Regions from separate parts of the Mus musculus genome. Here region 1 is linked to region 2. Evidence: chromatin loops called from intact Hi-C (ENCODE). Cell type or tissue: left cerebral cortex. All regions are shown on one strand.

Region 1 (8,000 bases), 75 kb after region 2:
TGTCCCTCTGTCTTCCACCCCTGCCTTCTGTCTGGTTCTCTGTCCCCACAGAGCATGCAAGCAGTTCCTGCCCCCTTGTTGTCACATTATCATCCTTCCCCCTGTCACATGCTCTCCTTCATTCCAATGCAGGCGTGCTGGTCACCATGACAACAGAGACAGGTCCCGATTCTGAGGTGAAGAAGGCTCAGGAGGAGACTCCACAGCAGCCCGAGGCTGCCGCAGCTGTGACCACCCCGGTGACCCCCGCGGGCCACAGCCACCCAGAGACCAATTCCAATGAGAAGCATCTGACCCAGCAGGACACGAGGCCTGCTGAACAGGTATGTACTGGGCCTGGGACATCCCTCTTCCCTCCCCACTCGTCCTCTTGGTCTGGGTTTTAGGGTCCTGGTATTTCCTTAGCTGGAAAGGAAGGATGCAGATTCGTTCATGACCTGTTACACACTGAACTCTGGGCTGGGGCATGCTGGCCATTTTATATTTAATTCCCCAGTCCCAAGAGGGGAGGTTTCATCTCCCCCATTTTATGCTGAGAAGATCTGTGGCTTAGTGCAGTGAATCTTGCACCCAAAGCCACATACAAAGCTAGAGGTGGAGGTGAGAGCCAGAACACAGTCCTTTCCACGTTCGTCTCCTGCCCTCTGCTCAAGCTTGGCAAACCCAGCAAGACCTTGACAAAACTCATCCCCCGAGAACTACAGAAGCCTGTGGGAGGGGCTCACTGAGCCCCCCTCTTACGACTCCCTAATTCGTAACAGGCACAGGGAGGCAAGGGCTTGGCCACACTCACGGAGGGAGCCAGCTCTTCCCTTCATTGTGATCACCACAGCTCCCGTCTTACGTTAGACCTAGTGACACGTAAGGTGGGAGAGACCAGACAGATGTCCTGATGAGTCACTCACTGTTCTAGGGAGAGGGACAAGGCAGTTCTCTGGGCTGCTTCTATCTGCAGAGGCTGTCCACGGTAGCAGTAGCCTGCAGGAAGACACAAACTCACGTGAGCTGAGGCTCATGTGGAAACCTCAAATCCCTACCATTATACACCAACCCGTTTACAAACCCTGGTCACCCTGAGGCTCTTAGAAGGTGGCATGTCTTATTTTAGGGGCATCTTGGCCTCAGCCACCCTGTTACTCCTGCTGTTTCAAGTTCTCTGACTTCTTTCCTTGCTTGGCCCCACAGAGCCTGGATATGGACGATAAGGATTACAGTGAGGCCGATGGCCTGTCGGAGAGGACCACGCCCAGTAAGGCCCAGAAGTCACCTCAGAAGATTGCCAAGAAGTTCAAGAGTGCCATATGCCGCGTCACCCTGCTCGATGCTTCTGAGTATGAGTGTGAAGTGGAGGTAGGGGACGCCCAGCGCCATATGCCCTGCCCCAGGCCGGCTGGCCCCAGTACCATATGCCCTGGCCCAGGCTGGCTGGCCCCAGCGCCAGGCTAGCTCCTGTGTGTCCTGAGTCCAAGCCAAACCACAGGAGGACCCACTGTGATGTCCGGAGTGATGGCTTGGCCTGGTACTCCCTGGTACAGATGGTGACACCGAGGTCCAGAAAGGGTCATTACTATTGCAGACCAAATTAAGACTCAGCACGGACTGGCATCAGGAAAAGGTGTCTCGGGGTATCCGTGCCTTGGTAAAAATGTCCCCATTTAAGAACTGATATGCAGGGTTGACCACAAAATAATCCCACTGTGATTCCTAGTTCCACTCTATCTCCTGCAACCCCCACTCCCATCCCCTGGCTCTGGCTCGCATCTTTTGAGGGCATCTTCTCTTTTTCTCCCACAAGTCATAGAACTTTGGTTTTCAGCTGCTTCTCTTGGTTTCTGTTAAGCAGAAATCTCCAGCATGCTTTCAGGCAGGTCCATAGTCTAGGAAGACCCTGGCAGGGCTTGTAAGAGAGACCTAGATGCAGTGGGCATTATAGACCCAGAGAGGGGAGCCTGTGGCAGGAGTGCTGAGGTCCTGCCCTGCTGAGGGGAGGCTTGTGGGAACTCTTCCTGTGTGCACTGGGACCTGGGTCAGCTCCCAGCCCCAACAACAGGTCCACCGGCCTCACAAAAACTCTTCTTTCTCCCTCAGAAGCACGGCCGGGGCCAGGTGCTGTTTGACCTGGTCTGTGAGCACCTTAACCTCCTGGAGAAGGACTACTTCGGTCTGACCTACTGTGATGCTGACAGCCAGAAGGTGCCCAGCTGGGGAGGCAGGGTGTGGCGGGTGGGCAGGGAGAATTCTGCAGTCCTGACCATAGCCTCCAGCTTCCCACAGACTTTCAGTAGGCATCTCCTGTTTCTAAGTTAGCAGCCCTAACCGCTCACAGGTCTCTGGCCCCTGCCCCTAGTCTTTTCTAAGGAATTCCCAAATGTGTAGTGGGAGAGCTATGATGTAGATGCAAGGGCTCCCTGAATAACAGAGCGGTCCCTATCCAGTGTCTTCTTCCCACCCGAGGGGGTGCTGCCTGTCTTTCCTGCTAGTTACAGCCACAATACTTGGTCACTGTGGCCATCTTAGGGCAAGCCCAGCCCCAGTACCATGTCCAAACCCTGCTGGGAATCCAGGCCTCATTCCCTAATGCCAGGTAAATGGATCCAGGCAAGGATGTCCCCATGAGAGTCTGTGGCTGGCTACTTCTGGATAGTCGTCTCTCCTAGTTCCACCCTGCCCACTCCTGCATCTTGCTTCTAAAGGACAAATCTATTCTCTTCCAGAATTGGCTGGACCCCTCCAAGGAAATCAAGAAGCAGATCCGGAGTGAGTGTTTGCTTGTGGTTGGCGTGTGAGGATGGGTGGGCAGGGCTGGCTCCAGTGCTCCCACCGACTTTGGGATGTGCTCCTGGGTCTCCTCTGCCATTCATGGCTGGTCTAAGTGAAGGCAGTACAGGAACGATGTAGAATTACGTTAGAGGTTATAAGTCTGAGGCCCAGAGAATAGAAGCAATGGTGAGAGCCACACAGCAGATTAGTAAAGAAACCTTAAATGCATCCAGGAAATCAGCCCTGCGGAGTCTTCCAGAAAGAGGGGACAAACAGATGACCTGGATACAGTTAGCCTTCTGTCCAGGGACTGTGGAGTAACTAACAGCCCTCCACTCAGGTCCATAGAGTGGCAGCTACTTACACAAGGTCACAGAGCCAAGTGCTGGCTCAGCCCATCTTGAGCCCTGGCTTTTGTCTTGTTCTCGTTTCAATGCCTCTGGAGGAGGGAGATGAGCAGGTTGGCAGCCTGTCTTTTCTGGCCCCAAGAGAAGGAGCGTGTTGGGAAGGGTGAGAAGGCTTTCAAATAGTGGAGGGAGGAGGTGGGTAGCCTTAGCAAATGGACCTGCAGTAGGTGGAGACCTGGGGCCTCCATCCCAGGCCCCACACCTTGGATATGCTTGGCCTCTTCAGGGTTGGACTCCCTGGTCTCCTGGCTGAGAAGCTGTAGCTGAGTCTGTTGCTATGACAGCAGGTAGCTGGCCCTTGGAAGCCAGCTGACTCTACAGGACGGGACTTGAGGAGCTTTTCCTGTAGATTCCTGACAGTTGGAGACAAAGAGGCAGGCACATAGGCAAAGCATGTTTCTGTAGGTCAGCAGGCTTTTAGGTCTGAATTTTAGGTTGTCTTCTAGTAGTGCCAGCCCTGCTGGGAGGCCAGCCTTTCATGCTTTGAAAGAATTGGAACGGATGCAGGCAGCCAAGTGTGTAGAGTTAATAAAGACTAGTAGCCTGGAAAAGAGAGGCAGGCCGGCCCAGTGACAGTGCCCTAGGGTCACTGCCCAGAGCAAGCCTGGAGGTCCTGCCCACCTGTCTTGACACATGGACATGGTCCTGTGACAGCTCAAGCCACGGCCTTCTCACCCTGTAGCCTCCATCCTTAGAAGTGCCTACTCTAGAGGACAGGGGAATTGCCTTAATAGGTAAAGTGCTTGCTGCTTAAGCATGTGGCCCCAAGCTCAGATTCTCAGCCCTGTGGTAAAGCTAGTAGGACCGCACACATTTGTAACATGGTGGGTTCCAGGGCTTGCTGTCCAGCCAGTCTAGCCACAGTGATAAGCTGCGAGGTCAGTGAGGAAGTAGTATCAGAGAATTAGCTGAAAGTGGGTGAGCCAGCACTCATGCAATTCAAGGGGCACTAACTGGAGTCTGTGTCTAAGGAAAAGAGGGAGGACTTAAGGGTGAGAGGGAAGTATGTAGGCTGTGAGGGGGAGTGGGGATGCGTGTGATCAAGATACATTGTGCATTTGTATGACCCTGTCAAGAGTAAGTAGTGCTGGAGAGACAGGTCAGTGGTTAAAAGCACTTGCTGCTCTTGCACAGGACCTGGGGAAGCTGCCCAGCACACACCAGCTGTAACTCTAGTTCCAGGGGGGAATCTGGTGCCCTCTTCTGGCATCTGCATGCACTGCATGCACATGGCGCACTTGATACACAGGCAAAACTCTTTTATGTGTCGAATAAAAACCAAATAAATCTTCAAAAATAATAATAGCGAGATAGAAAGGTAGACAAAGGAAGACGTCCCACATCAACCTCTGATCTCCATAATCCATGAACAAGGTCAACACACACACACACACACACACACCCCTCCTCTATTAGAGCTATGCCTCTGTGCCCATCTCTGAAATGGCCACCTACTCACCCCAGTCCTGTCCTTTGGTACCCCAGGGGAGCAGTTTTGCCTCCTTTCTGTAGCTGGTCACTTCCCCTCACCCTTGATGGTGGTGGCTTCATGAGCCCTGGTATCCAGGGCTTCTGAGGTAGCTATCCTTCCCTCAAGCCTCGTTGCCTGTCACCTAAGACACCTTGAGCCATGCCTCTGAGGCTCTGCTTCTTCTCAGCAAGTGGACTAGCCCTTCCGGCCTCAGCTGGAGTGACAGGAAAGTGACACACACTTAGACATGACCAGGCATAGCTGCCGTGTGCATTTCAGAACTGTCCTGTGTCTCAGTCTCCTCACTGTAAAGTGGGGTGGTGGTAGCAGAGCTTTGGGCTTGCTCTGAGGAGGAAATGAAGTGTCATATATACGACAGACACAGCAGCACCTGCCCGGGTACACTCAGTGTACACTGGCTCTGTACTCTTTGCTGTCACTGCCGTCCTTCCTGAGTCAGAGCCTGTGTCCCTGGAGGCCTTTTCTAAGGAGTCTTTGTGACTGAGCTCTGGGGTCAGGTGACCAGAGTTTGGAAACCTGCTCTCTGTAACCAATTAGCTGACTGGTCTTTAGAATCTTTGTCTGTGGAAAGGAAGTAGAGGTGGGAAGGCAGCTTCCCGGCAGAGTACTTGCCTGGCAGGCTCAAGGCCCTGGTTTGGTCCTGAGTGCTGAAAAGAAAACCTGCGGCAAAACAGAACAGCAACAAAATTAGCCAACCATCCAATCAGCAAAAACCGCACTCTTAGGGTGATGATGTTGCCTGGGTCTCCATGTTCTCATCTGCTAACAGTGCTTTGGTGAAGGGGTTTCTTTTTATCTTCTTTCCCATTATTAACGCAGCATGCACGCTCGCACGCGCGTGCACACGCACGCGCACGCACACACACACACACACACACACACACACACGAAGGTCAGAGGATGCTCCAGGAGTTTCTCTTTTCACTGTGGGTTCCGGAGACTGAACTCAGGTCATCAAGCCTGGGTGACAGGCACTTTTCCCCACTGAGCCACCTCACTGGCCTACTCCCAAGTCTGTTAGCCTGGGCCTCAGTTTCCCTGTCTATCAAATGGAAATGATGTTCCAGGAGCAGGAAATCCATGAGAGATTGCTCACAGGCTAGGGCATCTAGACGTTGATGAGTCCTCTCTGATGTCTCCTGCCTTTCCCTCTTAGGTAGCCCCTGGAACTTTGCCTTCACAGTCAAGTTCTACCCTCCTGACCCAGCTCAGCTGACAGAAGACATCACAAGGTGAGGACTGTGAGGAGAGGGGTAGTGTGCTGGTCCTGTGGAACTGTGAGCGGGGCCAGGCATGCTGGCCCCGGGAGACAAAGGCTGTATGTGTTAGAGTAGCGAATGCAGAGGGGTCCCTGGGATCCGTGTGCCTTTAGAAGGACAGATGTATCTAAATGCCGTGTGACTGACAGAATGGTTCATCAGATAAAGGCTCTTGTCCACAAGCCTGGCACCTTGAGTCCAGTCCAAGGAAGCCATAAGAAAAGCAATTCCAAAGCCATCAACTAAGATGGTTGCTGTCAGGCTCTGAGAACTCTCTAACCTGTGGGGACTGGGCCTGAAAGCTGAGTGAAGTTAAATATTGTAGATATTTATGTTTGAAAAGCCATACATTTTAAATCTTGACAGCCAATATGAACTTTTTGTAAATCCAGTGGGAACCCTCCCTGGGCCAGGCGACCTGGCAGGTCTGATGTTCTGGGTGGAGCGCCAGTGTGTGTGTTGAGAAGGAGGGGTGACAGGCTTGGCATGTGGCAGTTAGATGTCCTCTTGTGCAGATCAGGCATGTGGAGGTGAGAGGGAACACACGAGCCCCATGGAGGCTGCCTCGGCTACTGCGGTGAGTTTGGGCCACAGAGGTTCAAGTGGCCTGAGAATTGGCAGTGAGGACCGAGCGTCCCTCTGGGTGGAGCATGCATGGGCTCACCCTGCCTCTGGAAAGCAGGACAGGAAGAAGCCCCCTGTCTTTACGTCCTGTCAGAGACAGGGCCTCAGCATTCACATGATGTCTTGGTCTGGCACCATTCACACCGTGGGCCTTGCACTCTCAAAGTAAACGGAGGACTTGGAGCTTTTCGCAGTGGGAGGAGCCGCTAAGCTGCCCTGGCTCACTCCCACTGGGCCCTTTTCTTTCCTCTCTGTTCTCTTTTGTTGGGGTGCTAGGGATTGGACCCAGGGCCTTGTGCATTTTAGACAAGCACTGTATACAAGCTATATCTCCGGCCCTCTTTTTATTTAAAAAATTAATTATTTTAGTCTTATTTTACTAATACTTAGGTGTCAGTGTGAGGTGTGTGTAGGTGCCTGTAAAGGCTAGAAGTAGGTGTCAGATCTCCTGGGTCTAGCATTTCAGGCAATTGTGAATGACCCTGCATGGGTCATGGGAACAGAGCACAGGTCCTCTGGAGCAGCCGTGTATACTCCTAACCTCTGAGCATCTTCCCAGTGCCACTTCTTAAGACATTCTGAAACAGTCTCAGTAAGCTTCCTGGGCTGGCTTTGAACTTCGGATCCTCTTGCCTCAGCCTCCTTAGCCTGAAGTTCTAGGCCTGTACCACCAGGCCTGGATAACGAGTCCACTGTTAAAGGCTCATAGCCACTGGTTAGACAGGATACCAAGTTTCAAGATGCTGCCTCTGGCCTTGGGAGAGACAACAGATGTTTCTGAAATAGAGCAGGTCCCAGGCCTTGGCCTCATTAGCCCCTCTCTGAGCCCCAAGATCAGCTTGGAGCCAAGGTGACAGCAGCCATATCCTTAATGCATAGCTTTAGGCCAGCACAGCTACCAGAATGTGTCTTTTTTGTGCCAGACCCTAGGCTTGGGGCTTCCGGGGACACCAGGAGGAAGGTGAGCCCTGTCCAGCACAGATGGCTCCATCCAGAAGGCAGGGTTGCAGGAGCAGCTGACTTAGTCAAAAATAGTGAGGCCCCAAATAAACTGGTCAAAATGACAAATTGATTGAAATGAAGGATTGGCCAGAGCCTTGTCAATGGTCTTTGAATTTTTAGACTCTTGAACAAATGTCACAGGCCCATGCTGGACTCCCGTGGAGTGTGAGCCACTGCAGATCCCGGGCCTCTGCACACACTGACGCTGCATGTGACGTCACTGGCTTTGGTTCTGACTTTGAAACAATGTCACAGAACCCTGAGTATTCTACTAAGTCAAAGTGACTTTGAAGGAAGAGACGTGGGCAGTTAGTGAAAACCTGACAAAACTCAGTAGGAAATGGCAAGGAGACATCCCTGGCTGAAGGAGCAGTGGCCCAAGCCTTACCTCAGTGAACAGTAACTGTGGAAATAGTTACAAAATGGCTTAGAAGGTAAAACCATCAACTGTGAATG
Region 2 (8,000 bases):
CTCTCGCTGTCTCTTCCTCTCTGTCTCTATCTCCTCCTGACAGCAGCAGATCTGATTAGCAGTTCAGATTTCCTCCGCTTCATCTAAAACCAGTGATAACAGTCCCTCGCCCCAGAGCAGAGGGCATCGGAGCCATGCCCATGCCATGAGATAGTTGTTTAACAAATTAGGTCTCCGAATCAGGGTCTGTGCTTGGTATCAGGAAACTACATGGAGACAGAAAACACCCATAAACAGAATCCTGTCATGGTGGGTGCTGACTGGAGTAGGTCAATTACTGCCACCTCACATTCAGGGCTGGCCTGATGGCTAAATATGGGAGTTCAAAATCAACGTCCAGGATCCTGCCTCTGCCCCTTTCCAAGCTCCTTAGTGACTTTGTGCTCACGGCTACCGTCTGTTGCAACTGTACAGATGAAATGAGACATGGAAGTATTTCTTCCATGCAGTGGAGCGGCTGAGTGAGCACTGCTGAGTCCTGTCTTAGGTAGGGCCTTGGTTTCCTTAGTTTTGTCCTCTCAGTTTATCAATGTCCCTGGAGGTCCAAACCAGGCCTCCCCTTCTGGATTTATCTATTCAGCTGTTTGATTCCAATCTGCTCTTAGCATCCTGTAGCAGAGTGGTGGGGGTGGGGAGGAGGAGATGGGACCGCAGTGAAGAACCAGAATTACTGGCCTAGCCTTTGATTCTGTGCTACCTGGGGCAGACTCAGGTGGATCCCAGCTACCACTTAAGATAAGGTAAGGTCACAAGAGGTGAAGGTGTTTACATTTTGGAGTCATTTGCCTAGGTTGTTACCCATGCAGAGGCCTCTAATAAAACCCGGTAAGTTCTTACATTTACTTCTTCCTTTTCTTCCCTTCAAAGTCTAACAAAGGAGGCTTGGTATTCCTGGCCTTCTGAGGTCTGGCCCTTGCTCTGGGAACCCAAGCTCAGTTTCTTCAGCTAACCCCATAGACGCCCTACCTTCTATGGATACTATTCTAGGTTCACTGTTTTCGTTACTTTGTCCTTTTCCTATGCTTAGCTTTACGTGTGTGTTCAAAGCAGTACCTTCCGGCAGGAGCCTGTAAGGTCCAGGGCGGATATAATCATAATTCAGAGAAACGCTTGACTTTGGGCATGCTTGGGCCTGTGGGTCCCCAGGGTCTTGGGACCAGGGGCTCGGCCCTTGCTTCCAAAGAGTGCCAAAGGACTGCCACCTCAGACTGGTTGGAAAGAGCTGCGTGGTCCTCCACAGCTCCGCAGCTTAGGCCGCCCGAACAATAGGAGGGAGGCTGAAGGGTAGTGGGCGTCGGCCAGGTCCCTGCTGGAGGGAGTGGAGGCCAGTGGTGCTGCTGGTCCCCCAGGTTAGCCCAGGCTACCGGCCTGAACGCCAAGCTCTCAGTCAAAGGCGAGGTGAAGCAGACTTGGTGCCGGTGGCGACTCTCTAGGAGGTGGAGTAAGGCCGAGCCCACGGGGCTGGGACCTGGAGGGAGAGGAGGCTCCGTGGAGAGTCTCGTCTTCGTGGTCCCGCTGCTCGCCTCGGCCTCTGAGCTCTGCCTAGGCTCTGGTGGGCGTCTGTCCCACGTGGGGGAAGCCAGCGGCGCGGGCTCGCGGGGCGCACACCCCTCCGAGTTCCCCTCCCTGGGATCGGACGCGCCTGCTCCTGGGCAGCTCGGCTCTTGGGGCCAGTGGGTCGCGCTCGCTACTCGCACACCCTTCGGACGCTGCCTGGCCCGGATCGCCGCCGCCTCCTCCCAGGGAGCTGGCGGGGCGGGGCAGAGGGGGAGAGGGGGTGTGCGGAGCGGGCGGGGAGGGGGCTGAGCGCCGTGGGAGGGAGCGAACGAGCGAGCGAGCGAGAGAGCGAGCGGGGCATTTCTGCGCAGCTCCGGAGCGTCTTGGAGCCTGCCTGGGCGGCCACTGGACGAAGGGACTCAGAGACAGACAGACAGACGGCTCCCGGAAGCCGCGCCGCCGCCGCCAGGTTAGCAGGGCGCGGAGACCGAGCAGGCTGTTGCTACGTCCCGAGCTCGCGTGCTGGAGGACGTGCGTGGCCGAAGCTACGATTCGTGTCTTTGCGGGTACGTGTCGGGGTCCACATCTCCGGGTGTGCGTTTAATGTGAACGCGCGTGTGTCTGTGGGTCGGTGCAAGTGGTGTGTACGTGCGTGTGCATCTGAGTAAGGGGCTGGGTGGTGTACTAATCTGGTAAGGGTCTGTGTGCCCTGGTTTGCTTATCCGGAGATGTGCCTAGAGAGGGTGTGTCCCAATGTGTAACAGTGTGTACATCTGGATGAGGCAGTGTGCCTATGCTGATGATGGCTTCGCTTGTGGCTGAAGCCTATGGCGGGTGTATGTGAGTGTTCGTGTGTGTGTGTTTCGCTGTGTGCACGCCAGTGTGACTCCCCGTGTGTGTGCGCGTGTGAGGGCGGGTGTGCACCCGCGTAGCCCCTGTGTGCGTGTGCTCGGCTTTGTCTCCGCACTGCCGGGAGGAAGGGGGTGGGGGCGGCAGCCGAGGCGCTGGCGTCGCCCGGAGCCCGGCACTGGCCGAGGAAGTGGGTAGCAGCAGCGGCGGGGGCGTCTTAGCTGAGTGGAGACTCCCTGCTGGCAGGTGGGCAGCCACACCCGGGGTACGGGAGAGCCCTACTGCCAGTGGAGCCTGGCTCCCAGCTGAGCTGAAGCAGAGGGCGTGGCCTGCTCAAATCCCGGGTGTGTGTTTGTGAGGGGTGGGGTGGGGGATTAGGTGTGAAGAGGGTGTGTCTGTGCGCAGGCATGGGTGTGGGTAGAAGCAACAGAGGCCCCTCAGCGGGGTTCTGTGATATGTTTCCTTGCTGTGTAACGACCATCACCCTGGCCAGCTACAGCCCAGCCTGGTTAGGTACCCTCCACCCTCACCCTGGACACTGTTCGGAAGGGCAGCAGCCTAGGTACCCTACAAAGACTAGTAAAACTGATCACTATCTTAAATGGCCAGCGCCCCACTCCAAGGAATCCCCTCTCAGAAGGTCTTCATACTTTGAGAGAGATGTGTTTCTGTATCTCTTCCCCCATGTTTTGGGCACTGCATGCATGTCTAGTCTGGGTGAGTGTGTGCATTCTCCCTGTATATTTCTTGTGCATTTAGGTGCATTTGTACATTTTACTGATGAAGAATAAACAAAATATCTCTGGATGTATATGTGCATTTGTTTTGATAAGTTCTGGTATATCTGGTTTGTTTTTTTTTTTTATGAGTGTGTAAGCTGTTTGTGTATTGGCGAGCCAGGATGGGGACAGTAAGAGAAGTGCCATTTTGCTGCTAACTGGAACAGAATAGAAAGCCCCCTATATTTGAAAAACAAGATTACAGGGAAGTTTGCGGATTTAGTCACTGTCTGCCGGGTTCAGATACTGGTACTGAAATGTAGGTAGACTAGGTTTGACAAGGATCTAGAGAGGCTGAGAATCTTACAGAGGGAAGGAAGGAGGACGTGCAAGCCCAGCCTTCCTTCTCCTGGCTCTTCTCTCTAACTTCACTCCTTGCTGGTTGGCTTGTGTACAAGGATAAGGGTGCGGGCTTTGGAGTGGAGAGGGAGAGTGCAGGGAGTGTAAACGGGAGTGGACAGTGCAGGAGTGGGAGGGGCGCCCCCCAAGGCAGATTTCTGCAACTCCCCAGCTGCTTTTCTGGCAGAGGCCGCCGAGGCAGGGGAAGCTGGGATTCTTATCTCTCTCCCTGAATACACACCTCAAGAGAGCCGCTGCCCTGGCAGCTCACTGGCGCTGAAATCTGGTGGTGGTGGGTGTCTCCTTTTGTGTTTATTTTTATTAAGCTGCTTTTCTCGTCAAGACCCTGACCTTCCCATGCCTCAGTTTCTCTGTTTAGGCGGCTAGGAAGCTCAGTGTCGTGTCTTTGAGGCAGGTTGGACTTTGGCTCAAAGCTCTAGACCTGTCTTATTACCAAGATTTAGGAATTCACTGTTCTTTAAAAAATGTTATATTTGATATGCATGTGACCATCAGAGAATAACTTGTAAGAGTCAGGGATTGAACTCAGGACATCGGGCTTGGTAGGAAATGGCTTTACCCAATGAGACATCTTGCTAGCCAGGAATTCAGACTTCTTGCCCCCAGAGATCCTGGCCATACCTCCCTACCTTCCTCAATAGCACCCAGACCACCAGTTCTCAGTGTGGTCCATCTTACCATCTGCAGCAAGGTTACCGGTTTACTAGAAATGCAAATTTGGAGCCTTCTGGTAGACATACACAATGCAAAAATCTGGAGATGGGGTTTAGCAATCTATGTTTTAACAAATGCAAATTATTTTGACCTGTTCTACAACCCTCTAGAGAAGCCAGGAAGTGCTAGATTGAAACAAGAGGATATCCCTTCTTTTTTGCAACCTGCCATACATGTCCCTGAAGTAGCCCCAAAGCCTACCTTATTTGGTAGGGGTTCTGGCTTCAAGCCCCAGGTCTTTCTTGTGGTCTTAGACAGATAACTCCTTTGCTGACCAAAGCAAACTCTTACCCCGTAGCTTCTTCTCTAAGCTCATTTTCCTCAACCCTTACCTTGATTGACAAGAAGGCAGGTACAATCCAGTCCTTGCCCACTTGACTTTGGAATTTGTGCCTGCAGGCCCCTCCGTTTAGCACCTCATCCCCTGCTTCCTCAGACTTTCACATGACTGTGTCTTTTGGGGGAGGGGGCAGGGCTTTGCCAACATCCTAGGTTAGGCAAGTATTTCCCTTCATCCATCCCTAGAGCTCCGGTCTCTCCTAGGGCTTGTAAGCGTGTGGAATTAGACTTGAACTTGTGAGTTGCTTGATTGTCTCCCTCATCTAGGCTGTGAATGCCATCTGGGCAGGGATTGCTTGTTCATCATCCTGGTATCCAGCAGCAGCGTTTCTGCCTTCTGATTTGTGTTCCATAAGCCTGTCACATGAATTAATGTCTCAAGTAGGAGACAAGTGGCTGGAGAGATGGCTCCAAGATTAAGAGCACTGGCTGCTCTTCCAGAGGACCCAGGTTCGGTTCCCAGCACCCACACAGCACCTCACAACTGTCTGTGACTCACAGCTGTCTGTAACTCCTGTTCCAGGGGATCTGACTCCCTCACACATGCAGGCAAAGCACCATGTACATTTTTTTTAAGTAAACACATTTAAGATAGGACATGATGCTAAGTGCTGTCCTTTCTCAAGTGTCTCCTCAAGCTTTGATGGTGTACCAATCCAAGCAGGACATGGATTGGTTTAGGCAGGCCATCTTTTACACTCCTGCATCTCCTGGCTGTAGACTTGGCTCTCACTGTGTGCCCTCAGCTGTGATGTCTCTGCCTGGGGAAAGCAGGGGAAAGCTCTTAGGAGACATAGCCTCTCTTGTGACCTCCTAGGGCCCTATGCATCTGTGCAGAGAACAAGTGAGGAATCTAAAGTTTTGGGGTGTGGCTGCACACCTCACTTTCCTCCTTTGCATGTTTCTTCTTCTGTCAAGTGGAGGTGTTGGGGTGAAGGCTCTCACTGCAGTAGTCTCTCCTGGCCCAGTGAGAATTTAGTCCAAGACTCCCTAGGGGAATTCTAGATGTGAAGAGTGCTAATCATATACCTACCATGTATATTTCATACTGAGTTGAGAACTTGCATCTTTTCACTTAGAGAGCTTTGTGGCTTTTCTGGTTACATCTACATTGCTCATGCATCAGGGACACTACTGTGTACAGTAAGGGTTGGATACATGCGTGGGGATTCCAGTGCAACAGTCGGGTCTGATAACTGTGGTGGCTATTGACTGACTAAATGGTAGGTAGCAGATACAGGGCAGACACACTGGACAAGCAGTGATTCAAGTCTTAAGCAGATCAGAGCAGGGAAAAAGATGGCTTCACCATGCTACCCAGAACAGTCTACAACTTAAAATGTAGGGATTGTGTTTTTCTGGAATTTTACATTACATATTTCCAAACCATAGTTGATAACTGAATCAGAAGAGGAGGGACTCTTATGGTGCCGGAGCCATTCGGGCGTTGCCATATACTAGCTGAGAAAGTGACTCCACCTCTTCCCGTGTCATATCTCTGTACCTGTAAAATGAACCGATATGCGTCTCGGCTTCACGGGGTTGATTTGAGAGTTAAATGAGACTCCACATATGGAGCACTCCGCACAATGTGGGCACAGAGTAAACATTTGGTAAATGTTAGCTGTTGTTACTCTCGTGGCTACTGCACAGTTTCGTTCAGCCGGCTTGAATTCCTTTGTGTTGGGCTCTGGGCCTATGGAAAGAGAAATGAGTCCTGCAAGGGTCACAGCCTGGGGATGGCAATAGATTCGTAAGGATGCCTTAGCACGGGGATGGTGGGCAAGGTGGGGATGGCTGCTCAGGGAGGAAGGGCTTTATGGTGAAGGAAAAGATGGTGGTCTAAGTAAAAGCTGGAGAGTGTAGAGGCAGAGTGAGTGGCTACAGAGTAGCAAGAGGCAGAGAGGCTCCACATCTGTGGAGGAGCTTGACCCAGTCTTGCAGGAGGCCAGGGAAGAGAATTAAACCAGACTAGGAAAGATTACATTTGCATTTCAAAAACCGCTCTCCAGGTGGTGGGAGCTGCTGACTTAAGGTAGAAAGGGAGGGTTGTGGAATGAGACAGGGGTAGGGTTGGGCCTGATAAACCCAGTGAGAGTCATCAGCTGTGTGTGTGTGTGTGTGTGTGTGTGTGTGTGTGTGTGTGTGTGTGTGTCCAGAAGTCAAGCGGCCCAGAGAGTGGACTGGCCTCTCATGGGCTTTAAGACCCTCTTAACACTACAGATGCTTGGTGAGGGGTCTATAACGGAGAGCTCTAGATTCTGGGTTACCTTCCTAAAGTGTGTTTGTTGCTTTCCTTCCTGAGGCCACAGTGCAGGGAGCTCATAGTCACAGACCTATATATACTCTCTTAGTTCTGGAAGCCTGACATCCATTATCAGCCAGGTGGTACCTTCTGCCTCCGGAAGTCTGCTCCCTGGTCCCTTCTGGCTTCTGGAGGACAGCAGTGGTGGCCTTGACTGTCTACCTGGTCTGCTCCTATCACCAATGTGACTTTCTCCCTCTGTTATCATGTGACTTCCTCCCTGCCTGTCTTTGTGGTTCCTTTCTTTTAAGGTTTAGGACCTGCCTTAATCTTCTGTGTTCTCATTTTAATTTAACTAATCACATCTGCCAAGACCCTATTTCCAAATAAGGTCATATTCTGAGGTTCTACTGAGCCGAGCTGGGAAAGGGGTGGGTGTCACTACTCAGCCTACAGGAGACAGGGAAGAACCTCGGTCTTAGAGTCCTTAAGCCCAGCTCCAAAGTTAGGCTCAACGGAGTGGCCATGAGCCTTAGGTTGGGTCAGTTACACTTTCTGTCTTAGTTCTTTCCTCTATGAAACAGTGACAGCAGTACAGCTAACTCTGATGTTACGTTCATAGAGGTGGTACACGGTCCTCAATTACTATCCACTCTGGACTTTCCCGCACTGAGTAGCTTACATTTTACCTTGCTCCATTTCCAGATGTGAAGAATTATCTTCTGGAGTCTAGAATTGGTCTAGAATCTAGACCACTCTTGCCAGATTCCAAATCCCAGGAGATAATGAGAAAGCTCTTTGTGAATTGCTTAAGGGTTTGTTGCTGTGATTTTTAATTATAACCTTCATCAGCATAATAACCCTTGGCCATTGCCACATCCGCTGCACCTCATCAGAGCCCAGCCCACTCCTCTCCCAGGGAAGGCCTCTCCTTCTCCCTTAAGTAGAGGCTGTGCATGAAGTATTATTATCAGGCTCAGAACTGTGGAAGCCACGGACGTGAATCCTGTTGCTGACTATTTTTTGTTAACGAAAATCCTGTTTTCATTAGCCTGGGAAGGGAAATTTAGACTACAGATGTGACATCCCAAAGCTACCCGCTGCAATTGAAATAACTTATCTGAAGCTCCTGAACCATGCGTTTTCCCCATTGCAGCCTCCATTCCAGAAGCTGGAGTTGAGGGCACATAGGTGCCTGAGGAGGGCTTTCCCTTGCT

Evidence for each region. A loop is a pair of places that touch in the nucleus more often than their neighbours do. Peaks named below come from ENCODE experiments on the same cell type or tissue, not always from the same donor. Only the 100,000 strongest peaks of a DNase experiment are listed, where the experiment ranks them.
Region 1: it touches region 2 in a loop (2.2-fold over the local background); 9 of 42 quality-filtered maps call a loop at or near these places.

The regions. Positions count from the first base shown.
Region 1 is chr2:156,493,772-156,501,771 of GRCm38, forward strand. It overlaps Epb41l1 (erythrocyte membrane protein band 4.1 like 1), which reads left to right. Exons shown (of 25, transcript NM_001368800.1): 3 at 133-323; 4 at 1,186-1,350; 5 at 2,089-2,193; 6 at 2,715-2,757; 7 at 5,816-5,891. The coding sequence starts at 147. It overlaps Gm33977 (a long non-coding RNA gene), which reads right to left and starts at 5,022. Exons shown (of 3, transcript XR_375167.4): 1 at 4,627-5,022; 2 at 906-978. In left cerebral cortex, a CTCF peak has its summit at 4,373 (motif pointing left); DNase peaks (open chromatin) are centred at 123, 907, 4,360, 5,137 and 1 more place.
Region 2 is chr2:156,419,237-156,427,236 of GRCm38, forward strand. Epb41l1 (erythrocyte membrane protein band 4.1 like 1) reads left to right here and starts at 1,855. Exons shown (of 25, transcript NM_001368800.1): 1 at 1,855-2,063. In left cerebral cortex, CTCF peaks have their summits at 3,540 and 3,748; DNase peaks (open chromatin) are centred at 1,645, 2,475 and 3,504; H3K4me3 peaks cover 2,527 bases; H3K27ac peaks cover 1,774 bases.